Linked DNA regions of Homo sapiens: regions 1 and 3 are each linked to region 2. Evidence: chromatin contacts called from ENCODE Hi-C or POLR2A ChIA-PET data. All regions are on one chromosome and are shown on one strand. Each heading gives the region's core, a stretch centred on a gene start or an enhancer-like site at or near the end of the contact. The rest is flanking DNA. Distances are from core to core; before and after follow the strand shown. Region 1 overlaps MARCHF8 (membrane associated ring-CH-type finger 8). Region 2 has its middle 65 kb from the start of OR13A1. Region 3 overlaps ALOX5 (arachidonate 5-lipoxygenase).

Region 1 (2,700 bases), core at 143-2,642, 250 kb before region 2:
TGCCAGTCCAGAACATTTTCATCACCCGAAAATGAAACCCTCTACCCATTAGCAGTCACTCCCCATTCTCCCATCCCCACAATCCTTGGTAACTGCGAATTTACTTTTTGTCTTTGTGGATTTGCCTATTTTTGACATTTTATATAGATGGAATCATATAATATATGATCTTTTGCTACTGGCTTCTTTTACATACATAGCATAATGTTTTCAGGGTTCATATTGTAGTATGTGTCAGTATTTATATCCTTTTAATGACTGAATAATATTCCATTGTATGGATAATACCACATTTTGTCTCTCCATTTATGTGTTGATGGACATTTGAGTTGTTTCTACCTTTTGGAAATTTTTATTTGTGTTTGCTTGGTATATATTTTCCCATTCCTTTATTTTACACTACCTGTATCAATGAAACGAGTTTCCTATAGATAGCATATAATTGGTTGTTTTTTATTTATTTTTAGTTTTTATTTTATTTATTTATTTATTTATTTATTTATTTATTTGAGACGGAGTCTCGTTCTGTCGCCAGGCTGGAATGCAGTGGCACGATATCTCGGCTCACTGCAACCTCTGCCTCCCGGGCTCAAGCAATTCTCCTGCCTCAGCATCCTGAGTAGCTGGGATTACAGGCATACGTCACCATGCCTAGCTAATTTTTGTATTTTTAGTAGAGACGGGGTTTTACCGTGTTGGCCAGGATGGTCTTGATCCCTTGACCTCGTGATCTGCCCGCCTCAGCCTCCTGAAGTGCTGGGATTACAGGTGTGAGCCACCGTGCCCGGCCATAATTGGTTGTTTTTTTAAAAAGTCAGTTCTCCACATTTGTGTCCTGTAATTGCAGTGTTTATGTACACTTAATTGTTGCTATATTTATCTATTTGGAGTTTGACTATCTCTTTGCTTTTTAAAAAATGAGTTACAAAATACATACTTCTCAGAGTCTATTTAGAATCAGTATTTTGCTACTTCAATTGTAGTGTAGAAACTTCGCTAAAATATAGAAAATATATCACAACTTTCACTTTCCCCCTTTCTGTTACAGTTATCTTACATTCTACATTGCATACCTTCAGAGCCCCTCATAGAATGTATTATTATTATTATTATTTGCTTTCAGCCGTCAAATGTAAAGAATCAAGAGAAAAAGAATAGTCAATTGTTTTTGTCTGAATGCTTAGCCTTTCTGTTGCTCTTTCTTTATTGCTGATATACACATTGTTTTCTGGTATCATTTTCCTTCCATGTGATGAATTTCTTTTAAGCAGTTCTGTTGGTTGCTAATCTTGTTGTTACTCTTTGTCTGTGACTGTTTTTATTTCCCTTCATTCCTGAAATATATTTTCACCACATACTTAGTTTTAGGTAAACAGGTCTCTTTTGTCAATATTTGAAAAATGATGTTACTTCTGACTACTGGCCTTGAGGGTTTCCTGATGAGCAAGACACAGTCATTTGAATCATTGTTCCTCTATAAGTAATGCATCCTTTTTTTCTCTCTGCTTTCCAGATTTCTTCTTGTCTTCATTAATTTGACTATGGTATGCCTGGGCATAGGTTTCTTGTAGTTCATTCAGTTTTTTGAATGCATAGGTTTATGTCCTTCTCCAAACTTGGGAAAATTTTAACAAATTTCTTCAAATATTTGCCAGCACCGTACTTTCTCGTTTACTGTTTGGAATAATTTGTAGCCATTTGGGATTGGCTTTTTAAATTAAGTGTAATTCTCTGGAGATTTCTTCCAGGTTTGTGTTTATCAATAGTTTGTTCCTTTTTACTAGTGGAGTAGTTTTCCATGTTATGCACGGACCACAGTTTTCTAACCGTTTACCTGTTGAAGGACATTTGTTTGAACAAAGCTGCTATAGACACCTATAGGTTTTTATGTGAACATGTGTTTTCATTTCTCCAAGGTAAATCTTCAGGAGAGCAATAGCTATTTCATGTTTAATTTTTAAAGAAACTTCCAAAGTTTTTTCCAGGATAACTGTCATTTTATTTTCCTGCAAGCAATATATAAGTGATCTAGTTTCTTTATATCCTCAACATTTGGTGATGTCATTATTTAAAAAAAAATTTTTAGCCATTCTGATAGGTGTGTAGTAATATCTCATTGTGATTTTACTTTCATTTATCTAATGGCCAGTGATGTTGAACATCTTCTCATGTGCTTATTTGCCATCTGAGTATCCTATTCATTAAGATGTCCCTTCACATGTTTTGCCTATTTTCTAATTGGATTTTTAAAAATGTTCAGGTCTAAGAATTCTTTCTGTATTCTAAATACTAGTCCTTAATTGGATATTCATTTGCAAATATTTTCCCCCAGGCTATAGCTTTTATCTTCAGCCTTTTAGCGGGGTCTTTCATGGAGCAAACGTTTCTGATTTTGATGAAGTTTAATTGATCAGTTTCTTAAATGGATCCTGCTTTGGGTGTGTAGTATAGGAACTCTTTGCCCAACCTTAAATCCTGAAGATTTTCTCCTATTTTTTAAAATGTTTTATGGTTTTAGATTATACATGAAGTCCATGAACTATTTTGAGTTAATTTTTGTATAAGTTTGAGACTCAAGTCAAAGTTCATTGCTTTGTTCCAGCATCATTTGTTGAAAATTCTCTTTCCTCTATTGAATTGCTTTCTTAAAAATCAGTTGGGCATATTGTATGGGTTGATTTCTGGATTCTCTGTCTTGTT
Region 2 (2,700 bases), core at 200-2,699:
ATTCCCTTATTATCTTTTTAATGTTTGTAGGGTCTCTATTAATGTCTCCTGTTTCATTACTGGTACTGATGATTTGAGTCTTCTCTCTTTTTTCATTGGCAGTCTTGATAGAGTTTTTCAAATTTATTGATTTTTTCAAAGAACCAGCTCTTTTTAATTGATTATCTCTTTTGTTTTTCTGTTTTTAATTTTATTGATTTCTGCTCTTATAACTATTATTTTCTTGTTTTTGCTTGCTTTGAATTTATTTTTCTCTTCTTTGTCTGGGTTCTTGAGGTGGGAGCACCTCAAAAAGTTGGGGGCACAAAATAAAGTGTAACATTTGTATTGGTTCTCTTTTTGCTTCATTGTTAGTTTGTTTCTGTAATTAGTGTTAAGTTGTGATCAGCATAAATAATGGGTTATATTATTTGCAAACCTCAGGGTAAACTCAAATAAAAAACAAAACAGATACACAAAAAATGAAAGGCAAGAAGTTAAATCTACTACCAGAGAAAATTATCTTCATTAAAAGCAAGACAAGAAGGAAGGAAAGAAGAAAGAGAAGACCACAAAATAACCAGAAACAAATAACAAAATTGCAGAAGTAAGTCCTTACTTATAATTACATTGAAAGTAAATAGACTAAACTCTCCCATTAAAAGACATAGAGTGGGCTGCAGCCAAGATGGCTGAACAGGAACAGCTCCTGTCTACAGCTCCCAGCATGAGCAATGCAGAAGATGGGTGATTTCTGCATTTCCATCTGAGGTACCGGGTTCATCTCACTAGGGAGTGCCAGACAGTGGGCGCAGGATAGTGGGTGCAGTGCACCATGTGCGAGCCGAAGAAAGGCAAGACATTGCCTCACTCAGGAAGTGCAAGGGGTCAGGGAGTTCCCTTTCCTAGCCAAAGAAAGAGGTGACAGATGGCACCTGGAAAATTGGGTCACTCCCACCCTAATACTGCACTTTTCCGATGGGCTTAAAAAATGGCGCACCAGGAGATTATATCCCACACATGGCTCAGAGGGTCCAATGCCCACGGGGTCTCGCTGATTGCTAGCACAGCAGTCTGAGATCAAACTGCAAGGTGGCAGCAAGCCTGGGGGAGCTGCTTGGTGTGGTGGCGGGCACCTGTAATCCCTTGGGAGGCTGAGGCTAGAGAATCATTTGAACTCAGGAGGCGGAGGTTGCAGTGAGCTAAGGCAAGATCACGCCATCGCATCACGCCTGTTGCTTGGGCAACAGGGCGAGACTCCATGTCAAAAAAAAAAAAATGCTTGCTAATATAAACGTGATCATAAAGACAGCAATGATTATCATGAAATTTTAACTTGCTTACCAGAAAAAGTGCATGATCTAAAACTTGGCAAATGTGCTGTTCCGTGAAACAAGGGGGTGAAGATTAGAAAACTCGAGCTTCTTCGGATTCTGAATTAACTGAAATCATATTTAAGTTGGAAAGACAGTGCCATCTAGTGGTGCATTTCTTTTTCTTTTGAAATTACTGGTTTTAGCCATTCCTGCCTTATATAATTCTAGCACTTTAGGATAATGTCAGTGGTCATGGTCATGGCTGTTCTGTGGCCTTGAGCACATCATAGCTCTGCTATGAATTTAATATTTGGAGTTAGATACACACAGATACTCATTTAGAAATACAATAGGGCGGGGCGCGGTGGCTCACGCCTGTAATCCCAGAGGCAGAGGTTGCAGTGAGCCAATATCACGCCATTGCACTCCAGCCTGGGTGACAAGAGCGAAACTCCGTCTCAAAAAAAAAAAAAAAAAAAAAAAAAAAAAAAAAAAAAAAAGAAAGAAAAAGAAAAAAGAAAAAAAAAAAGAAACAGAAAAGGGGCACTGCGGATCACGAGGTCAGCAGATCGAGACCATCCTGGCTAACACGGTGAAACCCCGTCTCTAGTAAAAATACAAAAAAAATTAGCCGGGCGCGGTGGCGGGCTCCTGCAGTCCCAGCTACTCTCGGGAGGCTGAGGCAGGAGAATGGCGTGAACCCGGGAGGCGGAGCTTGCAGTGAGCCGAGATAGCGCCACTGCAGTCCGGCCTGGAGAAAGAGGGAGACTCCGTTTCAAAAAAAAAAAAAAAAGAAAAAGAAAAAGAAATATAATGAAGATTACTCAGAAGAAAACAAATGTTTTCTAGTTATGTGTTTGAGAGAAATCCAAGCACCCACTATTTCAAAGGATGTTTCTAGAAGGCTGCCATGGCTGCGAATTGTTCTGGGTGCTGGCGACACCACAGTGAAGAAGTCAGACAGAGTCTCCGTCTCCCCACCCGTGGGACTTACATCCTTGTTGGGAAAGAGACCGGACAAAGCAAATAAACAATAAATAAGATCGGTTTTGATTATAATAGGAAAATAAAACAGGATGATGCTGGGGGAGGGCAACATTCGATAGCACGGGCTTCTCTGAGGAGGTGACATGTGAGGTGAGGGCCCATGACAGGGAGTCCTTAGCTGTGCGGGTTCAGCTTCAGCTGAGGAAAGAAGTCTCCTGGCAGGAAGAGCTGCAGGAGCAGGGCCATGGGCAGGAGTCCTCCTGGGATGAAGGAAGTGCAACCAGCAGTGAGGTGCGGGCGGCCTGGGAAGGAGGCACAGGCCAGAGCAGCTGGGGCTTGCAGACCGTGAGAAGGAGCTGGAATTTTACTTTAGGTGCAACAGGGATCTGCCGGAGCATTTTAGTCAGAGCAGGAGCAG
Region 3 (2,700 bases), core at 146-2,645, 180 kb before region 2:
CCATCAATAGTGGCACCAGATAAAGAAAATGTGATACATGTACTCCAAGGAATACTACATAGCCATAAAAAAGAATGAAATCGTGTTCTTTGCAGCAACATGGATGCAGCTTAGGATTGGCACTTAAGCCATAATCTTAAGTGAATTAACCCAGAAACAGAAAATCGAATACTGCATGTTCTTATTTATAAGTGGGAGCTAAGCATTGTGTACACATGGGCATAAAAGTGGGAACAAAAGACACTGGGGACTCCAGGAAGGGGAGGGAGGGAGGAAAGGGTTGAAAAACTGGGTATTGGGTACTATGCTCAGTATTTGAGTGATGGGTTCAATAGAAGCCTAACCCCAGCATTATGCAATATAACCATGTAACAAACCTGCACATGTACCTGAATCTAAAATTTTATATATTAAAAAAAAAAAAACTGTTCTGACCAGTAAAAAAAGAGCTGAATGAGGATGGGCCCAGTGCTCTGCCTATTTCAGCCCATCACTCTCCCTTCTGCTTCTCTTCACCTCCCGGCCTGACCGGGCCTCACCTGCCCATCTCCTTGAGCTCTTGTACCACTGAGCTGGGCCTTCCCCAACCCATCCTTCACATCCTCCCACTCCTGTCCAGGATTTTGGCCTGCCATGGGATGCCAGAACTTGCCCTGAGCAATTTGTGTTTCTTAAATTTGTTTTTTGGGTAAGGAAGTAGCTTTGCGTTTCTGATTAGAAAAGAATATGTGCTTATCGTAAAAAGAAATCTGAGTCATGACAGGAGAGCCTGAGAAAGAAAACATCATCTCATCTTCCAGCGCCCAGGGATAACCACCAAATTCTGGGGAGCCTCCTTTCATAGGTCTTTGCATGTGTGCACATTTATCTGTCCAATTTTCCATCAACTGAATATGATTATAATCAACATCTGTCTCTTTGTTTTGCTCACCTGTCCCCCACTGGGCCATCACTGTGTTCCTACCTGGTGACACTGCGTCCTTGTGTCCCCATGCTGGCACAGTAGGCCTGCTGCATCCTTGCATTCATTTTACATAAGTGAGACCATGCCCATTGCCTTAGCAGTTTGAAGGAGCTATTTGTATACGACAGATATGTATCCTTTATCGGTCCCTTGTGTCTTGTTTTTCCACTGTTAACTCATTGTGGAGACCCCTCCAGGTCAGCTGGAAGGGAACCAAAGCATTCCTTTCAAAGACGCCTCAACATTTTATGGTGAGGACATGGAAGGGCTCACTCACTCAATCCTCTTCTGCCTTCAGACTGTTTTCAATTTTTTTCCCCATCACAAACTATGCTCCTGTTGCTACCCACACACATTTGTGCTTTCATTTCTGCTGAGTGGCTGCTAGCGAAGGCTGAGCCTTGGGGGTTTGGGTATGTTTTCGAGTAGACAGTGCCTGCCCTACTGTTCCTCAGACAGTTTCACTCTCCTGGTGCACACCTGTTCAGTGCTACTGGCTGTCAGAACACTTAAACAATAAAGTCCCCTCCAGTGCTCCTCCAATTGAGACGGGGCAGGGGCCTCCTCTTAGGGCACTGTAGCCCCCCAGCCCCGCAACAGGGCATGGAAATGAAGGAAAATCCCGAGTTCCTTGAAGGGAAGTTCCAGGCACCTAGCTAGCCCTGAGAAATAAATGAGCAACTTGACAAACAAGAGGGTAACAGCAGCCTAAAACAACAGCCAAGGAAGCCAGAGTCCTGGGCTGTTTGGTTCCCTCTGGAAACTAAAGAGAACCCCTGAACATGTGTCTCTGAGTTGTTTTTCAGAAACCCAGACCCCCACCAAACCGATCCACTGGCACAGAGACCTCAGATAAGACGGAACTGAGGACTGAACTCTGAGCAGGCTCTTTGTTCTAAATTTCTTCCTGGGGGGCCTGGGGGAAGTCCCGCCCACAAGCCACAGCTAACATTCCTTTCTGGTAACCCAAATTTTTAAATGAAACTTCTCTTCCTTAACCAATTTCAAAACAACAAATTTTTGAATCTACCTATGACCTGGAAGCCCACCCCCACTTCAAGATATCCCGCCCTTTTAGGCCAAAACCAATGTGTACCCTCCATGTATTGATTAATGATTTTGCCTGTTAACTTCTGCAATTCCTGAAATTCACTCTGCCTTTAAAAACCCTTACCTGCAAGCCATCAGGGAGTTCCGGTCTTAAGAGTGAGCTGCCCAATTCTCCTTTTTTGGTCCCCGCAATAAATGCCTTGTGTTCTCGTAGATTATATCCCAATCTCAGTGTTTGGTTTTGCTGCACTGGGCAAGCAGATCCCAGTCCAGCTCGGTAACACAACTGTCCTCGCCACGACAGCCTCAACCCCAGGACCCTCTGACCGCCCACTGCAACATGCACCTGGTACAGCAGGCGCTGTGGGATCTGCTCCGGTGCTGGCCGAAGCTCTGACCTTGCTCCGGTGCTGGCCGAAGCTCTGACCTTGGGCTGCCCAGGCCCACCAGTTATCCCGTGAACACTGCCAGGCTGCAACAACTCATGAGCAGAGCATGGGGCTCCGTCCTTGCTGGTGTCTGGGAGTTACCCCTTTGTTTTTCCAACCAGGCATGTCAGAAATGATATCTCATTGTTAACTTTCATTTGCATTTCTCTAACTACAGGTGAAGTTAGGAGTTTTTCCATATGCTGGTTGCCCATTTACATTTCTTCTTTTGTGAATTGCCTATTCATATTCTCTGCT

Evidence for each region. A loop is a pair of places that touch in the nucleus more often than their neighbours do. ChIA-PET counts read pairs that join two places held with the same protein, here RNA polymerase II (POLR2A). Pooled maps may share reads with other maps.
Region 1: POLR2A ChIA-PET joins it to region 2 with 30 read pairs in activated T-cell. The contact joins two enhancer-like sites. POLR2A ChIA-PET finds 5 or more read pairs at or near these places in 2 of 52 experiments (H1 and activated T-cell).
Region 3: a map of HepG2 shows a loop between it and region 2 (4-fold over the local background). The contact joins two enhancer-like sites. A Hi-C loop is called at or near these places in 7 of 168 maps with a recorded cell type or tissue (B cell, Caco-2, GM11168 and 4 more), 14 of 37 single-sample maps with no recorded cell type and 10 of 50 pooled maps. POLR2A ChIA-PET finds 5 or more read pairs at or near these places in 2 of 52 experiments (SK-N-SH and activated naive CD4-positive, alpha-beta T cell).

What each region holds. Positions count from the first base shown.
Region 1 is chr10:45,501,346-45,504,045 of GRCh38, reverse strand. The region is part of intron 2 of MARCHF8 (membrane associated ring-CH-type finger 8); the gene reads left to right. The region is part of intron 1 of LOC105378286 (a long non-coding RNA gene); the gene reads right to left. Among named protein-coding and RNA genes, the nearest start is that of MARCHF8, 33 kb to the left of the region's middle. RefSeq lists an enhancer at 171-671. Within about 2 kb of position 1,392, at least 2 of the 41 ENCODE cell types and tissues checked have a DNase peak (open chromatin) inside an H3K27ac peak, as active enhancers do.
Region 2 is chr10:45,249,005-45,251,704 of GRCh38, reverse strand. No RefSeq gene overlaps it. Among named protein-coding and RNA genes, the nearest start is that of OR13A1, 65 kb to the left of the region's middle. Within about 2 kb of position 1,449, at least 5 of the 41 ENCODE cell types and tissues checked have a DNase peak (open chromatin) inside an H3K27ac peak, as active enhancers do.
Region 3 is chr10:45,432,988-45,435,687 of GRCh38, reverse strand. The region is part of intron 7 of ALOX5 (arachidonate 5-lipoxygenase); the gene reads right to left. Among named protein-coding and RNA genes, the nearest start is that of ALOX5, 60 kb to the right of the region's middle. RefSeq lists enhancers at 1,844-2,382, 2,383-2,700. Within about 2 kb of position 1,395, at least 3 of the 41 ENCODE cell types and tissues checked have a DNase peak (open chromatin) inside an H3K27ac peak, as active enhancers do.